Regions from separate parts of the Homo sapiens genome. Here all the other regions are linked to region 5. The links are chromatin contacts, found by Hi-C or POLR2A ChIA-PET in ENCODE. All regions are on one chromosome and are shown on one strand. The core of a region is the stretch at or near the end of the contact, and the rest is flanking DNA. Distances in the headings are between cores, read along the strand shown.

The links. A loop is a pair of places that touch in the nucleus more often than their neighbours do. ChIA-PET counts read pairs that join two places held with the same protein, here RNA polymerase II (POLR2A). Pooled maps may share reads with other maps.
Region 1: a loop to region 5 is called in a pooled map, with 5 times the contacts of the local background. The contact joins two enhancer-like sites. A Hi-C loop is called at or near these places in 1 of 168 maps with a recorded cell type or tissue (GM12878) and 6 of 50 pooled maps. POLR2A ChIA-PET finds 5 or more read pairs at or near these places in 1 of 52 experiments (activated T-cell).
Region 2: a pooled map shows a loop between it and region 5 (9-fold over the local background). The contact joins two enhancer-like sites. A Hi-C loop is called at or near these places in 1 of 168 maps with a recorded cell type or tissue (GM12878), 3 of 37 single-sample maps with no recorded cell type and 11 of 50 pooled maps.
Region 3: a loop to region 5 is called in a map of GM12878, with 7 times the contacts of the local background. The contact joins two enhancer-like sites. A Hi-C loop is called at or near these places in 1 of 168 maps with a recorded cell type or tissue (GM12878), 7 of 37 single-sample maps with no recorded cell type and 11 of 50 pooled maps.
Region 4: a pooled map shows a loop between it and region 5 (6-fold over the local background). The contact joins two enhancer-like sites. A Hi-C loop is called at or near these places in 1 of 37 single-sample maps with no recorded cell type and 3 of 50 pooled maps. POLR2A ChIA-PET finds 5 or more read pairs at or near these places in 1 of 52 experiments (GM10248).
Region 6: a loop to region 5 is called in a pooled map, with 9 times the contacts of the local background. The contact joins two enhancer-like sites. A Hi-C loop is called at or near these places in 4 of 37 single-sample maps with no recorded cell type and 9 of 50 pooled maps. POLR2A ChIA-PET finds 5 or more read pairs at or near these places in 2 of 52 experiments (activated CD4-positive, alpha-beta T cell and naive thymus-derived CD4-positive, alpha-beta T cell).

What each region holds. Positions count from the first base shown.
Region 1 is chr2:7,747,424-7,750,989 of GRCh38, forward strand. No RefSeq gene overlaps it. Among named protein-coding and RNA genes, the nearest start is that of LINC01871, 23 kb to the left of the region's middle. Within about 2 kb of position 1,793, at least 4 of the 41 ENCODE cell types and tissues checked have a DNase peak (open chromatin) inside an H3K27ac peak, as active enhancers do.
Region 2 is chr2:7,434,838-7,438,848 of GRCh38, forward strand. All of the region lies in intron 4 of LOC100506274 (a long non-coding RNA gene), which reads left to right. Among named protein-coding and RNA genes, the nearest start is that of LINC01871, 290 kb to the right of the region's middle. Within about 2 kb of position 2,459, at least 4 of the 41 ENCODE cell types and tissues checked have a DNase peak (open chromatin) inside an H3K27ac peak, as active enhancers do; they include GM12878, where a contact is called at or near this core.
Region 3 is chr2:7,771,708-7,775,450 of GRCh38, forward strand. No RefSeq gene overlaps it. Among named protein-coding and RNA genes, the nearest start is that of LINC01871, 48 kb to the left of the region's middle. RefSeq lists an enhancer at 1,995-2,044. Within about 2 kb of position 1,889, at least 4 of the 41 ENCODE cell types and tissues checked have a DNase peak (open chromatin) inside an H3K27ac peak, as active enhancers do.
Region 4 is chr2:9,098,088-9,101,716 of GRCh38, forward strand. No RefSeq gene overlaps it. Among named protein-coding and RNA genes, the nearest start is that of MBOAT2, 96 kb to the left of the region's middle. Within about 2 kb of position 1,369, at least 2 of the 41 ENCODE cell types and tissues checked have a DNase peak (open chromatin) inside an H3K27ac peak, as active enhancers do.
Region 5 is chr2:8,407,390-8,411,066 of GRCh38, forward strand. No RefSeq gene overlaps it. Among named protein-coding and RNA genes, the nearest start is that of LINC00299, 81 kb to the left of the region's middle. Within about 2 kb of position 1,527, at least 6 of the 41 ENCODE cell types and tissues checked have a DNase peak (open chromatin) inside an H3K27ac peak, as active enhancers do; they include GM12878, where a contact is called at or near this core.
Region 6 is chr2:7,846,718-7,850,387 of GRCh38, forward strand. All of the region lies in intron 1 of LOC105373408 (a long non-coding RNA gene), which reads right to left. Among named protein-coding and RNA genes, the nearest start is that of LINC01871, 120 kb to the left of the region's middle. Within about 2 kb of position 1,279, at least 4 of the 41 ENCODE cell types and tissues checked have a DNase peak (open chromatin) inside an H3K27ac peak, as active enhancers do.

The sequences.
Region 1 (3,566 bases), core at 543-3,042, 660 kb before region 5:
TCTTTAATCTTCCTGTTTCGGCCTCCCAAAATGCTAGGATTACAAGCATGAGCCACCATGCCTGTTCTAGATATTTTTAAGTTGCCAAAACAGTAGAAAGAATGAGTAGAATGCTAACAAGTATAACACTATGGATTTTTTGTTTCAAAATTTAACAAAGGATTAATTGTAAAATATTTAATAAAATCCAGAGCACAGACACATGGACTGCTACCCAATTAATTCTATAAAACTTCAAAAAGATTTCTATCAAGATTTGAGAATGCACACAAATAACAGTTGTGAAAAGAAAAACCTTAGACGAATTAAATTTCACAGAGGTCAATTGAGCAAACAATGATTTGCAAATTGGGCAGTTCCCTGAACCAGAGAGACTCTGGTGCTGTTGGGTGATTGGGGAAGATTTAAGGGCTGAAAAAGGGCCGGGTGCAGTGGCTCACACTTGTGATCTCAGCACTTTGGGAGGCCGAGGGGGACAGATCACTTGAGATCGGGAGTTTGAGACCAGCCTGGCCAACATGGTTAAACCCCATCTCTACTAAAAATACAAAAATTAGTGGGGCATGGTGGTGGGTGCCTATAGTCCCAGCTACTCTTGAGTCTAAAGCAAGAGAATCGCTTGAACCCGGGAGGCAGAGATTGCAGTGAGCCGAGATCATGCTACTGCATTCCAGCCTGGGCGACAGAGCGAGACTCCATCTCAAAAAAAAAAAAAAAAAAAAAAAAAGAGAGAGAGAGTGAGACTCTGTCTTAAAACAAAAAAGACTGAAAAAGGAAATCCCAGGTAGAAAAGACGGAAGTGAGGTCAGAAACAGCCAGACTTGTTACAGCTGGGTAGTGTCTTATTTGAACTTGGTTTGGACAGTTGGCTGCCTTTGGCCAAAACTCAGTAATGGGCACAAGGGTTGGTTCCAGTTTGTTTAACATCTAGTTAGGTTTCAGTTCACTGTACGTGAAGAAACCTTCAGGCTGAATTTAAAATATGTAAGGAGACAGCTTTAGGCTAAACTTTTTTAGCAGAATTTAACACTGGGAATTAAAAATAGGTTATTAAGCTAAAATTTTTGTGTTACTTTAAAACATGCAAAAATACGTTTGTTCATCATTAATTCACTATAGGTCCAAGGTCTTTTCTTTGATATGTGTACCGATCATAATTCTGTATTACATGTTGAACAAGCAACCTATCATATACATTTCAAGTTTTGGTATTTTGAAAGTGAAAAGTGAAATTAAAGACATTTACAAAGCAATCCACGTCCAGAAACGTTGTGACGCTGCGTTGGAGAGGCTGTGGGGCTGCCGAGAGAGCGTGGAGATTCCATTAAATTCAGACTCTGGAACAGGCCCTTTGTAACCAGTAAAACAGACAATTTTAGCCGTCACAGACGCTCTGCAGCCGTAAAGTACCTCTAAACAACTAATAGTGTGAAAGTGTGGTGAGAAATGAGAGCTCGACCACAGCTCCTGAAGGCCAGCCCTATGACATCTGTTCCCACCACAGCGGGTGGCTGTTCCCATATCCAGCCACAGCAGGGTTCCAGCCCCTCTGTACAGGGGAGAAAGATGTGGACCCTGAGGATGCTGACAACCTGGGTGCAGAGCAAGATTGACCAGGGATCTGCATGGCCTGTCCTCAGTAAAGACAGCCTGGAGAGGACCAGACTGAGGTCACGTTGAAAAAAGGGACGTGACCAAGGGACAGGAGTCCCCTGGTGCTACATCGTCAACTGCCTGCCGAGGAACCTGGAAAGTCCTTCGCCAAGAGATGGCTCGAAGACAGGAGCAGCCGATCCTACTGAGGTCACTGAGCGCCTGAGGCTGGGCAGGATGCAGCTGAGCAAAGCCTGGCTTGGCAGCTCTACGCTCTTCCTGTTTAGTCATCCAACAAGAAGAAAGAAAAGTGAATCTCTAGCAATACGATTTTTCTTAAAAAAATGGCAACAAAGACCTTTCATTGTTCTATATAGGACCAAATAAAGATTTAAAGAACTCACTTCAAATTTGTATTTCGTCTTTTCAAGGTGAATTTTTCGAAGTATACAACTGCAAGCACTCTTAATGTTTAAAATCAAATTTTTAAAAATAGTTCTGAATGTTCTAGTGAATGAAAAGAGACAAGAACCAACATAACGGGAACTACTTGAAATAATAATTTTTAAAAAGTCCATTTATAATTCAAAGAATATACTTAGATTATACCTTAGATAGCCTAAGAGAATCAACTGAAAAAAATGTTAGACTCAATAACTTAGATAAGCAAAGTAAACAGATAAAATATAGATACAGATTATTCAATATTTTTTTTAGAAATGAGCAGTAAGCTTTTAGAAAATAAAATGAAAAAAAGACCCTATCCAAAATAGTAGTAGAAACATAAAGTACCTAGCTATAAATTTTGCAAGATTTATGTAGAAAGTATATGAAAACAAAAATATTTCTATGATCTGTAAAATACAAATAATATACAGGGTTTATTATATTTTGAATGGAAACATTGAATACTATAAACAATTTTTATAATAAGCCTTTAAAAAATTCTTCCATAATGAATTTATGTGATTAAAATAAGTCAGACCAAATTGCTAATGACAGAACATTTACGAGAATGAAATAAACCACAAGCTGTCATCTTTGCAACCAAATGGAGACCGATAGAAGAAAATGGAAAAAAAAAATATGTTACTGATTTTGTAGAGAGATGGAAGCATTGTTTAAAATAGCATGCTAAGACATGCCTGGAAATCCATATCCACCCTGACTGCCTATGAAATGAGCTAATGAATTATCCTTAATTTTATTTTCTAAGCAGGTTTGAGTTATGTGTCTGTGTCGATCAATTGCAAATGAAAGAACATAATTACAACTAGCTATTAATTTATAAAAATAAAATCTAGCCTCTATAGCAGCTGAAATGTTTGTACCAATGGAAGTGTCCTGTTCTGAGATGCTCAACACTGTGGCCCACATGGGGCTACTGGGTGCTCGAAATGTGGCTGGTGCAGCTGAAGAGCTAAATTTTTTAATTCTATGTAAGTTAGTGAATTTCAAATTAAATTATGTGGCTGGTGGCTACAGCTTTGGACAGGGCAGCTCTATAATGATAAAATCTTGTAATTAAGGTAATAAAAGCTGTTTTTGCATTACAAATTAGAAGTAACTTTGGAAACCCCTTAATGCTGGAGAGCATGACATGTGAAAAGAATTCTCTCATTTACCTGTAAAAGCTCGAATTTGTACACACTTGCAATCTTTTCCTAAAATAATATGTCAATTTTTATCAAGTACAAAACTTTAGCCCAGTAATTCTGGAAAATTCTAGGGAATCCTAACAAAATAGTCAAAGATGTTGATAATAATTTGTGCATAAAAAGTATTAATACCACATCATTTATGATTTTAAAAATGTAAAATACATTAAAATGAGCAACAAATAGAAACAATTACCAACTAAATGAGTAAACAATGGAAATAATGAAAATTTGGGAACTTGGAGAACATTAACTATTATACCTTCACCTAAAGTCAAGTTTACAGCAATTATTCATTAAATTGCAAAATATTTA
Region 2 (4,011 bases), core at 1,209-3,708, 970 kb before region 5:
AGAGATGCAAGAACTGAGCTGTGGGGCACACCGATACTTACAAAATCCAGGAGATAACAATGAGCCCGGAAAGGAGACTGAGAATTTAAAGATGGGCGTATTCTGTGTGATAAAGCTCCTCAGTAAACGCACTAAGAGACTCCCACACTTGTACACAAGGAAACATGTAAAATGGACACTGCAACATTTCTTTTTTTGTAATACAGAATAATGGAAATGATTCAAATATTCAGCCACATAAGAAAGGATAAATAAATCATGGCAAAATCGTAAAGTGACATAGAATATAGCAGTTAGAACCTGTGGGCTTGCATGGCGTGTGTTGATATGGATAAATCTCAAAAACTTAATGTTGAGTGAAAATCCAGGTTTCACCAGTATCCATTTAATATGCTACTATTCATAGGAAGCTTTAAAAGCATTCAAAATACACCCTAGATTGCTTATGGACACACACTTGTGTAATAACCATCTGCACATGCGATGCTGTACATTCTGCAGTGGGGGAGGGAATGGGAGTTAGTGTGCATCCTGCCTGTCATACATGCTGCCCTTTGCTAGCCTTGTTGTTGCTGTTGTTGTTGTTTTGTTTTGTTTTGAGATGGAGTTTACTCCTTTACCCAGGCCAGAGTGCAGTGGCATGATGTCAGCTCACTGCAACCTCCGCCTCCTGGGTTCAAGTGATTCTTCTGCCTCAGCCTCCCCAGTAGCTTGGACTACAGGCACGCACCAGCACGCCTGGCTAATTTTTGTGTTTTTGGAGATGGGATTTCACCATGTTGGCCAGGCTGGTCTCAAGATCCTGACCACAAGTGATCCACCTGCCTTGGCCTCCCAAAGTGCTGGGATTACAGGCGGGAGCCACCATGCCTGGCTCCCTCGTAATGTCTGAGGTATTTTATACAGAAAGACACCTTCCCATCTTACTATTATAGAGCCCCTCAAATATTAACAAAGTCAGCCCTGTTAGGTGTCATTTGTAACCACAAATTGAAAATCACTGGTAGCCAGTACCTTTGATTCACTTGTGTGTTGCCAATACATCATGATGATTACAGTAATAATAATGAAAATGATTGTAATGATGATATACTCTTTGTTTAGCCTACATTGTGGTGGACACTTTGCCAAGCCTTCTGATGCATTATTTTATTTAATCCTCTGTAGGATACCAGAATAGAGAGATGATTATTACTCTTATTGTGCAGATGAGAAAACTGATGTCTAGAGAGAATGAATAAATCCCATCTTTCACAGCTGGTAAGCAGCAGAACCAGAATCTATCCCATCATTGTTTTCCTCTAGAGAAAATATTCACCCTTGAGAAGCTTCACCCTCTCTCTGCACAGTGTGAGCCTCAGACCATGTGTTCGGTTATTGTCTGTTAACTAAAAGTGAACCACCAGAACTGGAGGTGCCTGCAAAGGCCAGCAGGAGTAACAGCATGCGTCTGACACAGGTCCCAGAGAAGTTCTGGCTTCTCTTCTTTCTGAAGTACTGAACCACAGAGTAGTAGCAGAAATACCGTCAAGCCTTCTTTCCCATGTTCCCACGGCAGTGAACCCATTCGTGCTCTGAACACTTTCCATTCCACATATTTCTTCATAACAGAAGGTGTCAAAATGCTCCATGCTTCCTCTTTTGGGGAAATTAACTTAATTCAATTGAACTGCACTTATAATCACAGACGGGAATGACCTCAGAGAACTTCATTTCAACCCTCTCATTTTACAGTGGAAAGGAAAACCCCCAAATTTAAGTGACGTCCTTGTTCCATATAGCACCCTTCCTTACTGGAACCCAGCGACTCTCAGTTCTATTTGCAATGGAGAACCACCTGGGGAATTTGAAAACATTCTGCTGCCCTGGCCACATTTCCACATACTCTGATTTAATTGGCCTGGGGAGGGACTTGGCTTTCGAACTGTCTTCATCTCCCAGGTGCTTCCAATATGCAGCCATGGTGGAGAACCTCTGCTTTTTGTCTCCTTCCCTGGCACATTCACATAAACACATCTTTGATCTTGCTGGCCCAAAGAGTAATGACTGAAGCTGTGAGCTTATTTTACCAACAGAAATGGGACTGGTTGGGAACAAATTGGGCAATGTTTGCTCTTCTAAAAACCCTCTGAGGTTGTTCTTAGGAGACTTTTCCCCCTATTTTTCCATAGACAGGTCTTCTGATATGTTAGGTTTTCTTCAGTGCATTTTTTGAGAGGTAAAGAAAATAAAAAAACATTGTTTTTATCAGCCACAAATGGAATATATTTGGGAGTAATGGCAGCTCAGAAAGTTAAGGATTGGATTTAGTTATATTTTAATAATCTGTAAAAGCCTAGCTCCAGCTAATAGAATGCATATTTTATTTAAAGCAGGCATTGTCAAACTTCTTCTGTAAAGGGCCAGATAGTAAACATTTTCAGCTCCACAGGCCATATGGTCTCTGTTGCAACTACTCAACTCTGCCATTGAGGTGTGAAAAGCACCCACAGATAAGACATAAACAAATGGGTGTGGTTGTGCTCCAATAAAACTGTATTTAGAAAAACAGACAGTGGGCTGAATGTGGCTCATGGTCATTATTTGCCAACCTCTAAAATGTCAGATTAGAAAAAGTACTGTTTGATGATGCTCCAACTCTAACAAAGGCCAAAATAGAATTTAAATGTTTTGCTTAGATGGTGGGGGTTTCTGAACTTAAGAAAAAATCCCTAATGTTGTTTTAATATTTGACTCGGGTGTCCAAAAGCTTGCAAGACCCCAGTAGAAATTAAACAGAGTTTATTTCAGTGCCTTTTGAGCATCTCTGTATCTTTTTAATACATCCTACCTTTGGTGCTATTTACAAATGTTTCTTTTTTCATCTTAATAAAAATTTAGCAGAAAAATCTGCTAAACCCCAGAAGCGTCAGATAATTACTTGGAAAATGGAAAGGCAGTGAACACTAGTCATTTCATAATTTCAATTTTATGATTACTTTATTACAGAAAAACTTTCATAATAGTTGCATCATTTGAATCAGTTTTCGGTTTCAGCCCAAACCACGGGCACTTACGAAAACCTACCCTAACTTGATTTAGGTCTTCGAGCAAACCTAGAAAAATACTTACTAGAATGAAAAGAATCCTTAATGTGTTCTAATCATTGCTATGAGAGGTTGGAAGGCAGGCAAATGCTTTTCCTTTGCTGTTCTCTCAGCTTATAACATCCTGCCTAATTCTAATAGCATCTTTCAGGAATAGAGGAAGATGGCATTGAAAGTTAAGTGTGACTTTCCACTGCAACTCGGCAATGACCACTCACTTTTGCATTAATAATGAATGAGTATCTAAAGGTTAGTGAGCGAATGTAGCAGAACCAGCCAGAGGGAGTCATCAGGAGGCATCCCAGCTGAAATACACTGTGCAAGCCTGGGAGGAAAGAGGTTCCCCTGAAAGGCACTATCTGGACTGATGGGTTTTCAGGGAGCCAGTCATTCACTAAACCCACATAGGCTGGGAAGCAGATAAAGAACTGAGGCTGCAACGTAATCAGATGGGATTTGGGAACAGAAAGTCAGATAATACCATGTCTGTCTGGACCTTAGACCAGGGCTCTAGAGAGTTCTCTGAGTAAAACGGCAAAGTTTGAGACTTTTGCAGGACACTTTCAACTCTCAGCTGCCTTCAACTCCTTATTGTCACTTTTGCTTTGTTTACTTTACTGCAGTTTTCATTTATGTTTTCTCACACCTGTAATTCCAGCACTTTGGGAGGGTGAGGTGTGTGGATCACCTGAAGTCAGGAGTTCAATACCAGCCTGGCCAACATGGTGAAACCCCGTGTCTGCTAAAAATACAAAAATTAGCCAGGCGTGGTGGCAGCCGCCTTTAATCCCAGCTACTCAGGAGGCTAAAACAGGAGACTTGTTTGAACCCAGGAGGCAGAGGTTGCAGTGAGCCGAGATCACACCATTGCACTCCAGCCTGGGTGACAGAGCAAGACCCTGTTTCAAAAAATAATAAATAAATA
Region 3 (3,743 bases), core at 639-3,138, 640 kb before region 5:
AAGCTAGGTAAGAACAATGCAGCACACCCCAGAGCAATTAAAGCTCATGCACAGCCTTGTTGGGCAGGGCAATTGATTTTAGCAGGCTTGGAACAAGAACGGGCCTCAGGCATGCTATTTTGCAGACAGAATAAAAGAACATCAGAAAAGAAAAGTGACTTGCCCAAGTTCACAGTCAGTTAAGTCAACGATGGGGCAAAAGCTCAGGCCTCTGGGTGCTTTCTCAGTATGGCTTTTATCTGCACCTGATTTCACAAAACAGACTGGAATGTGCTGAGAGGCTGCCAGGCAGGTGGTCAGCATCCATGCAGTGGGTGCTCTCACCAATGCCACACCTGGAGAGGAGGAGGGCAAAGCAGATGTCGTCCGGGTGATTTTCAGCCCTGGGCCCTTCCCCGTTCACACCTCAGGCTTCTCAGCATGTATTGCTTTGCCATGCTTTCCTCAGCTTACAGTAATAACTCCTTTTGCCTGCCACCCACACTGACATGAGCCCCCACTTAGAGATGGCTTCGTGAATATTTCAAATTTTATCAGGTGCTTTAATTAAATCATTGACATTTATGTCAGAGAGTACAAGACTGAAGTTCACTGAGGGTGGTCGTCTTGCCCAGGGTCATCGAACTGGAACTGGCACAGCCAGGATTTGCACCTAAACCTGTTGGACTCCAAGGCCCATGTTCTCTCTACTTAGAGGATAACAGCCAAGACTTCTGATTTCCTACCAGTTTCAGAAAATATGGAGCTCCCACAGCATAGGAATTCTCTCCATAACAGAATGTTATGGCTAAAAGCATGACCCATCTAAAATTCAACTTCGAGTATTTATTTAACAAATAACTACAGTACTTCATTAACTACTATAGCAGATATTTAATAAACAACGTTGTAATATGTGCCATTCAAAGCACTTTACATATATTGAAGCTTTTTGTCTTCCTAAAAACGACATAAAGTAGGAACTATCATTTTTCCATTTTACTGATGACAATACTGAGGCTCAGAGACATCCAATAGATTACCTAGAATTACATGGCTGGTAGGTGGAAGAACTGGTATTCAAATCCAGGCAGCCTGGCTCTACACTCTTGGCTTTTAATCGCTAAGCCATACTCCCCTCTCTAGTTTTGTAGAAATCTTAATAGAATGGAGTATGCATGTCTTTGCCTTCTCAAATTGAGAATAGTGAACCTAGTTGAGCCTTCTGCTTATAATTCAAGGTGACCCACATGAATTTGGAACATTACATCCACTACAGCATGCCTAATACTACCCTCAGACATTTTAGATTGCAAGAGTAAATTTCCCCCAAGACTGGCCCCAGATTGCTGTTCTTATGAAGTTCTTTCCAATTTTTAAAGCTCTTCTATTTATTTCTTCTGCTATCTTCCCTCAGCGACTATGGCTATCTATATATATTATTCATGACCTTGCTTTAAAAGGAATTATCTGGTTCTGTGTCTCTGCAAGATTATCTTGCCTTCTAACACAGCAAAACACATCAGCTTTATGACAGCAATACTTTCTCAAAATTTTTTTCTAGACCCAGTGGCATGTCCCAGCTTGATGTGGCTCCATAAGTGTGTGATATTGTTTAAGATTCTGCTCAAATGGACTCCCTGATTCTGAACCTTGGGAAGGAAGGGTATCAGCAGCATCGGAAGGGAGGCTCTCTGGAGTTTTTCTATGGAGGAAGTCGCCACACACACAAATGCCGCATTGTCAACTCTCTAGAACACAGTCATCTCACAACTGTGGAATGTCCCTCCTTGCCAAACCCTCAGGACGACAGCAGTTGAAACTTTCATATACGGAGGAGTGGAGGCTCCTACGGAAGAAAAGAGGAAGAGCCAGTGCTTGATGCAGGCTTTTGACACTTCAAGTTGGGCAATGTTTTTGGTTTCAGCAAAGTTGCTAAAAACCACAATTCCCAAGGTTGGCCTGAACTTTGATTCAGAGCTTGAATTGCTAAGAAAGGTGGGGCTGGCCACAGGTTTCACTTGGCAGCAGCTCGCTTCTTCCCTGTGGGCGGCTACCCCTGCTGTCCTTTTCCATGCGGAGTTCCTGGCCATGGGTCCATGGTCAGTAGGTGCTTCTCTCTTACACCCTGGGTCACAGCACAGCAGTGGCTCTCAAGGCGGGCCCCCCTGGCCAGCCACAGCAGCATCACCTAGAATCTGTTAGAAATGCAAATTCCCTACTGAATCAGAAACTCTGGTGCTGGGGCCCAGCAAGCTGTGTTTTAACAAGTGCCAAAGGTGATCTGAAGCACCTGCAAGTCTGAGAACCATGACAATAGAAGAAAAGGAAATGCAGACAAATGAGAAGAAAAAAGTGAATTTAGAAATAAAGGGAAGATTCAAGCCCAGTGAGTGACCCCTGTCATCAGAGGGGTGTGGCAGGTGGCCCTACAAGAGCTTCACAGCGCAAGTCAACTTCCCATGAGCCCAGACAGGTCTACAGATGTGGCTCTCCAGACTCTATGTTGAGAGGAATGTTGAGGCCATACCTCAGAAGGAAATCACACAGAGACAAATAAGCAAGGCTGTGTGGGCCAGGAGGAGCAGGGGACAACCTGCCAATTTGCCCCTAAGGGCGAGAAATTGAAACTGGGGTTAGAGAGTTAGACAAGCACCTTGGATAGAGCCCTATAGTGTTTTTTGTTTTTGTTTGTTTGTTTGTTTGTTTTTTTACTGAGCAGGTCTTACTATGGTAACACCTGGTCATAAAATTCTAAAATCATTTGTTTAGAAAAGGATATGGCAATTCACTGAGCCCAGTTCCCCAGCCATGGTCTCCAGCACACTTCCACTAAGAAGCCCCTAGCAATGGAAGGTCAGCTGTCTCTAAAAGCTGTGCATTCTATCTTTGGAGAAATGTGGACCTGAAACGTTTCTGCAGACATCCTGGCCCTCCCTGAAAGTTTTACCCTATGAGGGACTCAACAGAGGTGATTTGACATTAGGACACTCTGATGCACACATGCACACAGTAGTTCTCAGAAATGTGACTTTCTTTCTTTCTTTCTTTATGACAGTCCTTCCTCTAGGGTGCTGGGCATGCCTTCGTTTCTCTATTCTGTGAGTACTTGTGCTCATGGGGCCTGCGCTGGGTGCTGAAGAGACATTGCTCAGGTGAGCAAAACAATCAGGGGCCTGCCTTCTGGAAATTGAATCTAATAGGAGCATCAGATATTAAACAGCTAGAAAAATACATATTAAATTTTCAGTGTGACAAGTATATAAAATAAAAAATTCCACAAGAAATCTTATCAAGTTCCTTTCCATGAAAAGAACGAACTTGAATTGTTATTGTCTGTCTTGCGTTGAGTCTTTGGACTCATTGTTAATTGATCCAATGTCATTTTAGCCAGCTCTTAACCTCCACACTTTTTCTTCCTTCATAGGAAAATTCCACTGCCACAAAAAGTACAAGGAAATATGCTATGCAATCCTACCTTTATGAAATTTACAATCTAGTATAGGAGATGAACTTAAAATAATTGTAAGGAAGCTGTGAACCATTTCTGCAATACATGTTTAAGCGTGGAAGGGAGAGTTGCGAAGAAGGCATTAACAGCAACTCACGGAAAGCTTCAGTGGGAAGGTGGGATGTGAGCTGAGTCTTTTAGGATGAGCAAAATGTGAAAGGTAAGCAAAACAGAGCAGCCTCTGCTGTGTGTGGCGGGGTGGGGGGGTTGTGGGGGGAAGGAGGGGAGGGAGGGGAGAGAGAGAGAGAGAGAG
Region 4 (3,629 bases), core at 119-2,618, 690 kb after region 5:
GGAAAGACCTGAATAATAAGCACAGATACACAGTTGTGTTCAGAGTTATAAAGGGCAAGAGCAGTGAGCTCTGTGCACGGGACTAACGGGGCGTGCGAGGAATAAACCACAAACGTGGGGCGGTGGGATGGTGGAACTGTGAGCCCAGGACAACCCTGATGGTGGGTCCAGGAGGCAGGGACTCACCAGAGGATCTGAAGCCTGGAAATCTGTCCACAGGGGGCAAGACATAAGTCTCATTAGTCAGAACAAAACCAGGATCCTGGGAATTTGTCCAAACAGGGATAAGGCCGATGGTAGCTGACAGGTTTCTGGGCACATACACCAGTATCAGGAAAGGCACAGGGAAAAGAGGGACCCAGGGACCGAACAGGCAGCCCTTTGGGGGAGCAGTAGGACCATCACAAGCCAGTTCTTGGAGAAGTACAGTGTCAAGGTCAAAGGAGGATCAGTTGCAAGACTCCCCACTGAGGGTGGGCCCCAAACCTCTGTGTCTGGGCGAGGCTGACCCTCTCCCACATGGCACACCTGCAGCTGACCAGGGGGTCTGTGCTCAGTGCAGGCACCTTCCCTCTCCTCCCCACACCCAGCAGTAGGTCCTTTGCTTTCTTGGCTCTGGCCCCAAGCACAGCCGAGGGCTCTAAAGCTGACCCTGGCGTCCCCACTTTGTGCTTCGTGATGTTGCCGGTCAGAATTTGTATGTAGTCACCTCCCGACCGGCGTGGGCAGTGCTGGCCTCCTGGACTGGAGCGTGGGCCAGATCTCTGGCCCTTCAAGGGCGCTGACACTGAGCAGGGCTGGCCTGGGCCTCCCTATACACCTCTTGTTGAGGACTCAGTGGGTTTCAGAGTCTGGGACAGGGATAGTTTAACAAATGGAGGCTCCGTGGTCCCAGACCGGTGAGAGAATGTGTGTTGAATGAATGGATGAGAACAAAAGCCAGAAGCTTGAAGATATTTAGAAATAAGATCCCCTTTTCCATATAAATGAAACACTTGAAGACCAGATTTTCCAAAGCAGTTGGAATGGCTACCCCCAAAATATCTCCCCCCCAGAGGGACTTCTAAAGGGTTAACTGACACCTGAAGGGAAGGGGCTTAACACCCCTAAAATCACAGAAAACAAATCTGGTCTGGCTCTTGGTATTCTCCTTACATCCTTAAGTAGTTTTAGACACAAAATGTCTTCCTCCCTTAAGTAATTCTAGACACAAAGTGCTTTCCTCATTTAACCCTTGTAATCACACTAGGAGGAGGATGTGATTCGTGTCCATTTTGAAGGGGAGAACACAGATTCAGAGTGGGTGGGTGACTTCTCCACAGGCAGAGCACAGACAGCCACACTTGCAGCTGCTTTAACCAACAAGCCGTGCTCCTGACCTTGGTGTTCGGCTTGGTTGCTTTGCTGTGGGTTGGTTTCGTTTGTGTGACTAAGACTTTTAAATGATTCGGCTCCTTTTGTGTGTTTGTTTTTGATCTTTGCAAGATTCTCTAATGGTTGATCCAGGGCTGCCCCTACACCGTTCTCCTGTCACATGCCCCGTTCCCCTGACATTGACATCAACCAACATAATATGCTGAAGAAGGGTCTTCGGCAGCTGGAAACTGGCCCAGGCATTGCGGTGGGCAGCCAGCAGGCATCTTCTGTCATTAGCCCTCCCTAGGGAAGACAAGTTCAGCAATGGTTCCTGGGAGAGGCTTGGGATAGGAAAAGAAAGGATGTTCCTATAGAGGAAGCAAATGTTCCAAGATACTTCCATTAATTAAGAAAATCTAGGGTAATAATACACAGTCCTCAAAGTCCTAGATTATAAAACCATTGTGTTAGGTTGAAGCAAGTATCACAAAGAAATACAGAAGGTCATTACCAAGACTTTTAGATGGCAAACATACTTAATGGAAACACCTCTTTCTTAACTCTGAAAACGCTTCATGTAGCATTCAGGCTTCCATTTAAAATTAATTGTGTGCATTCTAAGAGCACTTTTAGGACCTTGCAGAGACCCTCTCTGTAGATTACATGATTTGAAACTATAGCTAAGAAAATTTTGTGAAGTGGTGCAACTCTCAGAAATCAAACATGAATATGCATGCCAGGTGTGGTGGCTTACGCCTGTAATCCCAACACTTTGGGAGGTGGGAGAATCACTTGAGCTTAGGACTTGGAGACCAGCCTGGACAACATAGTGAGACCCCATCTCTACTAAAAATAAAAAAATTAGCTGGACATGGTGGTGCACACCTGTGGTCCCAGCTACTAGGGAGGCTGAGATGGGAGGATCACTTGAGCCTAGGAGGTCAAGGTTGCAGTAAGCCATGATCATGCCTCTGCACTCCAGCCTGGGCAACAGAATGAGACCCTGTCTCAAAAAAAATAATAATAAAAATAACTATGCAAAAAATATGACTTTATTTTTCTATATTACTAGCTCCCTCTCCTGGGGCATTCACTACTAATCTCAGTCATATTGGAGTTCCCCTGTCTTCTTTTCTCTGGGGTTCTAGGTAAGTTCCAGGGGCAGGGTGATGGTGGCAAGCATTACATAGTTCTGAGCTTTGGGAAAGGGGACGTCTCATCTTCACCGTCATCTTCACATGCTAGTTTCAACTTGTGTTATTAACAGAAACTTCCGCTGTCCCGCCTGACCTGCAGCCAAGCATCCACACAGTTTGTCCACAAGGCCCTCCCCTGGTCGCTGTCCTCTCAGTTATTCTCAGTGTTACTCTCGGACCCAGGAGCGTGATTCAGCAGCTCCTGCGCGGTGGGAGGTGGACAAAGGCTCAGTCCACTTGGGCATATCATAACATTTCTTCTCCTAGAAGCCATGACTTCTAAGGGTTGGAGCCTCCAAGCTTCTTTGGGATTTGGGACGTCCCTGAGGCACGCAGCCTGGGGAATGGGCTGCGCAGCCTGTTTTCTCTAGAACCTGAGCATGCAAGCACCACTCTTGCATTCTGATTCTCCAACCCCTCGCCTGGGAGGAGGCGAGAAAGGCTTGCCCTTCACCATATCTTCTCATCCCACATTTTCTGTTACATATGTTGCCTATGCCCTGAGTCCTTTCTGTTCCTCTAAACACCTGTGTTTGTTTTGTGTTTTTAGGTGTCATTTATATAGAAGAAAATGCGGCTGGGTGCAGTGGCTCATGCCTGTAATCCCAGCACTTTGGGAGGCCGAGGCGGGCAGATCACTTGAGGTCAGGAGTTCAAGATCAGCCTGGCCAACACAGTGACATTCTGTCTCTACTAAAAATACAAAAATTAGCTGGGCATGGTGGCACGTGCCTGTAATCCTAGCTACTCAAGAGGCTGAGGGAGGAGAATCGCTCAAACCTGGGAGGTGGAGGTTGCAGTGAGTTGAGATTGTGCCACTGTACTCCAGCCTGGGCAACAGAGTGAGACTCTATCTCAAAAAAAGAAAATGCACAGATCTTAAGCACTCAGTTTGAACAATATACAGAGCATCTCCCTCAACCCAGAAGGTTCCCCATGAAAGGGCCTAGACTTTTGAAAACCAAAAAAGTCCCCCCCTTATTTTCCTCTACCCTGCTCTGCTCATTCCCTTTGGGGAGGTAATGATCACACTCTGGCCTACCTGCAGCTCCTAACGGTGCCAAGTACATAGAGAAA
Region 5 (3,677 bases), core at 277-2,776:
CTGTACCTTCCAGTCTAACCAAAGTTATACGTGATCATTAATTTCATGTTTCAACTTGACTGGGCTACAAGATACCCAGATAGTTGGTAAAACAGTATTTCTGGGTTGCCTGGTACAGCGTTTCCAGAAGAGATTAGCATTTGAATCAGTGTACTGAGTAAGGAACACCAATCCTCATCAATGTGAGTGTCATCATCTATCCAATGAATAGAGTAAAAGGTGAAGGAAGGGTGAGTTCACTCCCTCTGCTTGAGCTGGGACATCCTTCTACTCTTGCCTCCTGACATTGAAACTTCTCGTTCTCTGGCCTTCAGACTTGAACTAAATTCCCCACCAGCTTTCATGGTTCCCCAGCTTGCAAAGGGCAGGTCACAGGACGTCTGGACCTCCACAACCCTGGGAGCCATTAACATTGTAAACCTCCCACGTGTCTATCTCTATATGTCCTACAGGTTACGTTTCGCTTAGAGAACCCTGACTAATACTGTATACTTCCCAATGCCTACTTTAATCCTCAAAAGAAAGCTGAATCTGATTCACACAGTTTTATTCAATAAAGATCTCGATGACAATGTCAATTCAGGTGATTGGAACAGTTAAAACTGAGCCAAAATGCTGTGTGACACTAAAAATCCAGAAAAATTTACAGAAAAAAAGTTATTTGTTATTATTTATTTATATTTATTTTATTTTATTTTTGAGATGGAGTATCACTTCCATTGCACAGCTGGAGTGCAGTGGCACAATCTCCGCTCACCGCAACCTCCACCTCCTGGGTTCAAGCGATTCTCCTTCCTCAACCTCCCCAATAGCTGGGATTACAGGCTTGTGCCACCACGCCCAGCTAATTTTTTTGTATTTTTAGTAGAGACAGGGTTTCACCATGTTGGCCAGGCTGGTCTCAAACTCCTGACCTCAGGTGATCCACCCACCTCAGCTTCTCAAAGTGCTAGGATTACAGCTGTGAGCCACTGCGCCCGACCAGCAAAAAGTTATTCTTACTCTGTTTTTCAATGCTACTCTATACCAAGCTGTAATGGGTATACATACATAGATTATAAAGCAATGAGACCCCTTGTTTATGTCCCACAGTGATGCCCAAGTTATCTGCGATATGCTATATTCATTGGTTAATGTGAGTACTTGGGGAGTTTCTAATATAACCTTTAATGTGTGTGAACAAATTGCCAATAAATCCCAGAATAGACTTTAAGAAGTCAGCATGATTTTTCCCTGTTAGATATCATCTTTAAAAAGGGTAGGAGAAAGTTGTCTGGAAAAAAAAAAAAAAAAAAACTTCAGCATGTAAATTAATTTTAAAATGGGCATGGTAGTTTTACATTTTGAAGATAAGAAGATTAACCAGAAGGAACTGAGAGAGAAAATTATCAAACCTGAATGGGGAAAAATGCCTGAAAAAATATAGCTGTGAAGAGAGCTGAGTCATTTGTGATAGAATTTTAAGGCCCTGCAAAAGTCCCGAACATGGTCACAAGTGGTTTACATAAATCCATGTGCCCTCTTCTTCGAGCCAATCAACTGCTCTCCAGCCCTGCGGCGAGTGGCATCGCTAGGATGAGTCAATGACACTGTCACACAGTAGAAAACACAGCCTCCTTCCATCTCCATGATGTGCTTTCTCACAACTTCATTAAACTGAACCAGAAATCACATCAGACAACATGGAAGAGTCATGGGATGACTTTTGACATGAGATTGAGAGACAGGTGGGTGAGACTTCAAGAAAAATGACACAAAGATAAGACAGTTTCAGATTCAAGATGATCTTACACTTCTGAAAACCCAAACATCAACGTCTTAGGGCCAGAAAGTAAAACTTCTAATGAATAGGATGTGAAAGTCGCCAGGCAGACTCCTTGCATTTCACCATGACACTAAATGAAAGCACAGAAAGTCCAGAAGCTAAATGAATGTGTAAGATTTCTCAGACAAGATCTCTGGGGTCGCTCTAATTATAACACCCAAATGTTGTTAGCAACAATAGAAAGAGCAATTTAGATATGTGATTTGGTGATTGTTTAAAATACATTTGGGGCTCTTTTGAGAGTTCTGAAATTTCCATAGCAGCTGCGTACTTCAGACCTGGTGGCATTTGGGGAAACACTTGTCAAATCCATACTTGGAGCCCAGGCTGCCTGGTGAAAACGGATTTTTTTCCCTATTGTTAAGTGAAAATTCCATGAGCAAAATATTCTTACATTGTGCCCAGTAGAAATGTACCTTTCCACTGAAAATATTACCCTAATGAGCTTGCTTGTAATGTTCACACTGGAAATAACAGAAACATGCAGGCCCTCCCTGTCTTTTTCTCTTCTATGACCTTCTCCTCCACTTTACTGACAGAGTATGAGTAAGCTGGCAGAAAATCAACAGGGACAAAGGGAACTACTGGCCTCTTGGTTACAGAGGGCCCTTTCGATACCATCCTACATCTACAATACACCACCAGTTTCCTCCTCCATGATGTGACGTTCTTTAAGGAATAGTTTAGAAGGGCCTGACTTAGAACTATGCCAACAGCTCTTGGCACCACTTATTTGCAGACTCTGGCCCAACTGGCTGAAATCAGTCTTTGCTAATTTATCAGCCAGCACAGGTCTCAGCTGCAGTTTTCAGCTTTGATCAAAGCTGAAGCCCATATCATCGTAACATCATGTGTGAGTCTGGGTCTGGATCAGCAGTGGCTGGGAAGACTAAGGAGAAGCACAGAAGGGACCCAGAGTATGGCTGGGCCACCTGCTCCCCTCATTAGGATGGGATGAAATAGTGCAGCTGATTGGCCCAGGGAGAAGGGGGTGTGGGCTGGAGATGGAACAGAGGAGGGTTAGAGAGGGGCTCCCAGGAGGCTGGAATTCTATCTCACCGGCTGCCATCTATTAACCTTGACTAAAGACCTGGCACTGGCCTTGGCACTTACAGATGGTTAGGAACCCAGCCCTCGAGGACTCAGAGACCAGAGACCGCTAGTTCTAATATAGGTCAGACCTGTAAATGCATGAATGGGGAAGAAATAATCAACAATGGGACTACAGAGAAACAAAGAAATATCAGAAGGACAGACTACAAGGATAGTTTAGCCGCAAATTCACCCAAAAACAGGGAAAATTAGAGGAGGAAAAAAGGTTCCAGGACCTTTTTTCCCTTCATTCGAATCCACTTATTAAGCACCTACTAATGCAACCATTTATTAAGCACCTTCTACATGCAAGACACACAAATATTAATAGATAGAGTTCCAGCCCTCCGGGACTTCAAGACACAAACACAAACAACTGTGGAAAAGATTGCATGGTAATAAGATATTTCCCTGTGCAAAGTACTGTGAGTGAGAGACCCTGTCTGGGGGAGGATCTGGAGAGCTTCCAGGAGAAGTTGCCATTCACAATGAGCCTTCCAAGGTGAGTAGGGCTTCAACTTGCCAAGATGGGAGGTTAGCTTTGGCTCAACTCTTGTAAGCCTGAAGTTAACAATGCCAGGTGCAGAGCTTTCTTCCCTTTCCTGGAGGTTTGAAGGGGGAGGCTCACAGCCTGCAGGCAGCATGGCCTGCATTCTCTTACGAGATGTATCTCTTTGAGATACGGCTCCTTGCCCTGCAGAAAAGTGCAGCAGTTAACTGGAGCAGCAAGGAGACCCGGAATTCTGGGAGACCACCGGGC
Region 6 (3,670 bases), core at 29-2,528, 560 kb before region 5:
AGGGGTGCTCATTTCTCTGATACAGTCCATTCAGGATTCGATCAGGACAGATCAGTGGGTGTGGGATTTCCCTAAGTGGGCCCTTGGCCCCATGATCCCTGCAGAAGGTGACTACCAGAGCCAGGAGCCTCCTCTGCAGGGAACAGCTCCTCATGGGCATGGACCACGAGTGTGAGGCCACTGCTGCTCACCAGCTTCCAAGATCAAAGCCGCTGGGGTGCCAGGATTTTTAAATAAAAAAAGATGGAGAGATTGCTTTGGAAATCAGTGTCATCCATGGTTCCGTTCATTCTTTGACGCTTATAACCTATCCATCAACAATCCTAGTGGCTCCACAGAACACATCCAGAAAATGGCTTCATCTAATCTCCTCCATGGCTTCTAGTTTAAGTGAAATCCCCATAATTTCTTACCTCAATGATTGCAATCACCCCTTGATCAACCCTGAGCCTCTCTATCCCCCAACCTCCTTAATTCTATTCTCAACAGGACAACCTGTGGAAATCATTCAGAATGAAAATCCAATCACGACACTTCTGGACTCAAAAGCTTCCCTTGGCTTTTCATCTCACACAGATACAGAAGCTGAAATTCTTAGAATGGTTCATCAGGCATTTTTTTTTTTTAATTTTTTTGTAGAGTCAGGGTCTCACTATGTTGCCCAGGCAGGTCTGAAATTCTTGGTCTCAAGCTATATTTCCTGCCTTGGCCTCCCCAGTAGCTGGGATCACAAGCGGGAGCCACTGCACTGGCCACCAGAACTGATGTGTGATGGTGTGTAAGCCGTACCCATACCATTACACATCAGTTCTCTCTGGCCTCATCACTTACAACTCCCTTCCTCACTCACGCTGCTCCATCCACACTGCCCTCCTGGCTATTTCTGGAGCATCTCAGGAACGTTCCTAACTCAGGGCTTTTGCATTTGTTGTTTGCTCCAACCTTATAGAAAGCATAGCTCTCACCTACCTCTTTCAGGCCTTTTCTCCAGTAATGTAGGCAGAAGTGCTTTGTATATTTACTCGTGTCATTAATTAGAGCATGACCCTGCTCTCCAGTACAAATTTTAAAAAGCCACAGATGTCTTCTATACAAATTCATGAACTTCAGGGATCCCTAGAAGCTTCCTCATGTATTCCCTTAGTTTCAAACGATTTCAGTAAAGCATAAAAACATAAAGACGTACATTCACAGAAACACACACATACACAGTTTTGTGTGTGTGTGTGTGTGTGTGTGTGTGTGTGTGTGTATGTTGGCTTCCTGAAACCTTGCCCAGAAGCAACTACTCTCATCTTCAAAACAAAAGTGAAGGGCAAAAGCCTGACTCACTCTACAGAAATGCTTTCCAGGCAACTATTCAGAAATACCTGAATCAATAGCAACCTCAATGATCGGGTAATGTTTCTCAGTATAAGTCTTCTTGTTTCCAAAGAAACTTTCTTTTTCAGTAGCTCTCTGCAGCTGAGCAAATGCTAAAAGCCACTGGTGAAACCTATTACCTGACGCTAATAGGGTTTGAGAAAGAAGCAGGCAGTGTTACTAATATCCTCATTCTGGACTCTGAGATAAGAGCCCTTTCTATGCTGAGCTTTGTTGTGAGTGAAATTTCTCATCCATGCTGCAGATAAGATGTCCCCGCTTGTTGAAAGCATTCCTGAGCTTCCATTTAACAAGTTATGAATGGAGCTGTCTGTGCTGCAAGCTCTGAGAAGCTGTTTATCACCTTCTTCCCCAGACGCTCAGTCACCTCTGCTTTTTTATCTTCCCTGGGTCCTGAAACCATAAGTGTGATCGCTTCTCCTTCACCCTCCATACACCCACCCTATAGGTGGGGGCATTCATTTGAAAGGTGTTCCACTTGGGGCCACCAAGACGAGGACCCCTTCCTGCAGTTACCCAGGAGGCTCTGATGCTGGCCTCTGGATGATGCAGTGTTCTCTGCATGATGCTGAGGCCTGGACCTTGCTGTGAGATAAGAAACAGTGACCATGAAGTAAAGCATTAAATGAACACAGGATATCATGCCTTTAATTAAGCAATTTCAGCGGCATGCATTCCCACTGGCCACTCTGCACTCCAGGCTGACTTGGAGAATTAGTTTGATATTCATAAAAAAAGATGTTCCCAGTGAGCAATTCTATCAAAACGGGTTCTTGTCTTTTCTTTTTGTCCCTACACACCATCCTGCCCCACATCCAGTGGCTTCCTAGCTAGTCTGTTTCCATCTCACTTTCTTCAAAAGCACCCACTACCCACAGGCAGGATCCGTCTCCTGGGGCATTTCCCATCATGGAGTGTTAGTAGAGACCACAGCATGGGCACACAAGGGCATAGGCCACAGCTGCCAGCCACCTAGACAATTACCTTCATCCTTCTCCATAGTAATTTTTAATGTGTTTGTCCTTTTATGACAGCCCTCTTGGTGTTATGCTGTATTGAGTTGCTGAGCCACCATTCCCACTGTTGGACTGAGATGCCAGAGGTTAGAGATCATTGAACAATTTGTATCCGCAGGCCCTTGCTCCTCAGGACCATGTCTTATCTGTAATAGTTTCTCAGTAAGTATTTGTTGTAAGGGTAGATGTGTATCCAGTGGATTAAGTGAGCTAAACTCAATGAGGAGACAAATATAAAAAGCTTGATTTCTTTCTCCAGCCTGTGCCAGATCTCAATTACATATAATTATTTTAGATAATTAAGAGTCATCGTCAGCTATTTTAAAAGACTAGTACTGTCTAATTGGAACCTTCCAGTCCAGGGAGATGTTCCTCTCCCGGAGCCTCGGAGGAAGGAGTGTGGGCTCTTCCATCTTTCCTCCTCCTCCTCCTCTCTCCCCAGCTTTATGCTGCCTCTGGCTGCTCCAGGATCTGCACAGAAAGCTGGGAAAACAGCAATGGAGGCAGAGTACTGAACTGACTGCTGGCATTGGCCGTTCCCTCTTGCCACCCTGGGTGGAGCATGGGAGCCACTCTGAGGGTTGAGGGTGGGATCCATGCCTTAGCTGGCCTCCTACGGCCCTGCTTCCCGGTGGAGACTCACACCTCCTCACCATGGCAAGACACCGGCCACAGGCTGCCCACTGTGCCCACCATCCCTGCCCTGACACCTTGGCGGCTGTCCTCAACTCACCAATGCAAATTCTCCAGGCATGAAACAGAAACCAGGCAGGCATCACTCTTGACATTGGGTGCACTTATTAAAAGGACACAACTCCTGTCTTTAAAGTGTTTTTACTTGGTTGGGGCATTAGGCACATGATCAGACCATTACAGTAGACTGTGATCCACATTGTGATGGTTATAAATGTGGGTCTGGGGAGACGAAGGAGGCCACTAACCATAATAGAATTCCCGTCGGACACACTGGCTGCTAAGATCTTGAAATGCATGCTTTACACAGCTTGGCAAATCACCACTTCTCCAAGCTCCCTGAATCTCTTCTCCCTAGCCCCACAGCCCCTCGTCTTTCTCCTCTACCTGCCTTGGAAATTTCAAACAGCACCTAAATCCACCAACTAATGGGTACATTCCTGGTACCGCACAGGCCTCTGGGACCCCACATCAGGACAAAGGCTGTGATCTATTCTGTTTATTTGGTTCCTGGGCTTCAGTGGCTGATAGATATTTTGAACATCGCTCTTGAACCTAACCCTATTCTGAGGGGCTTG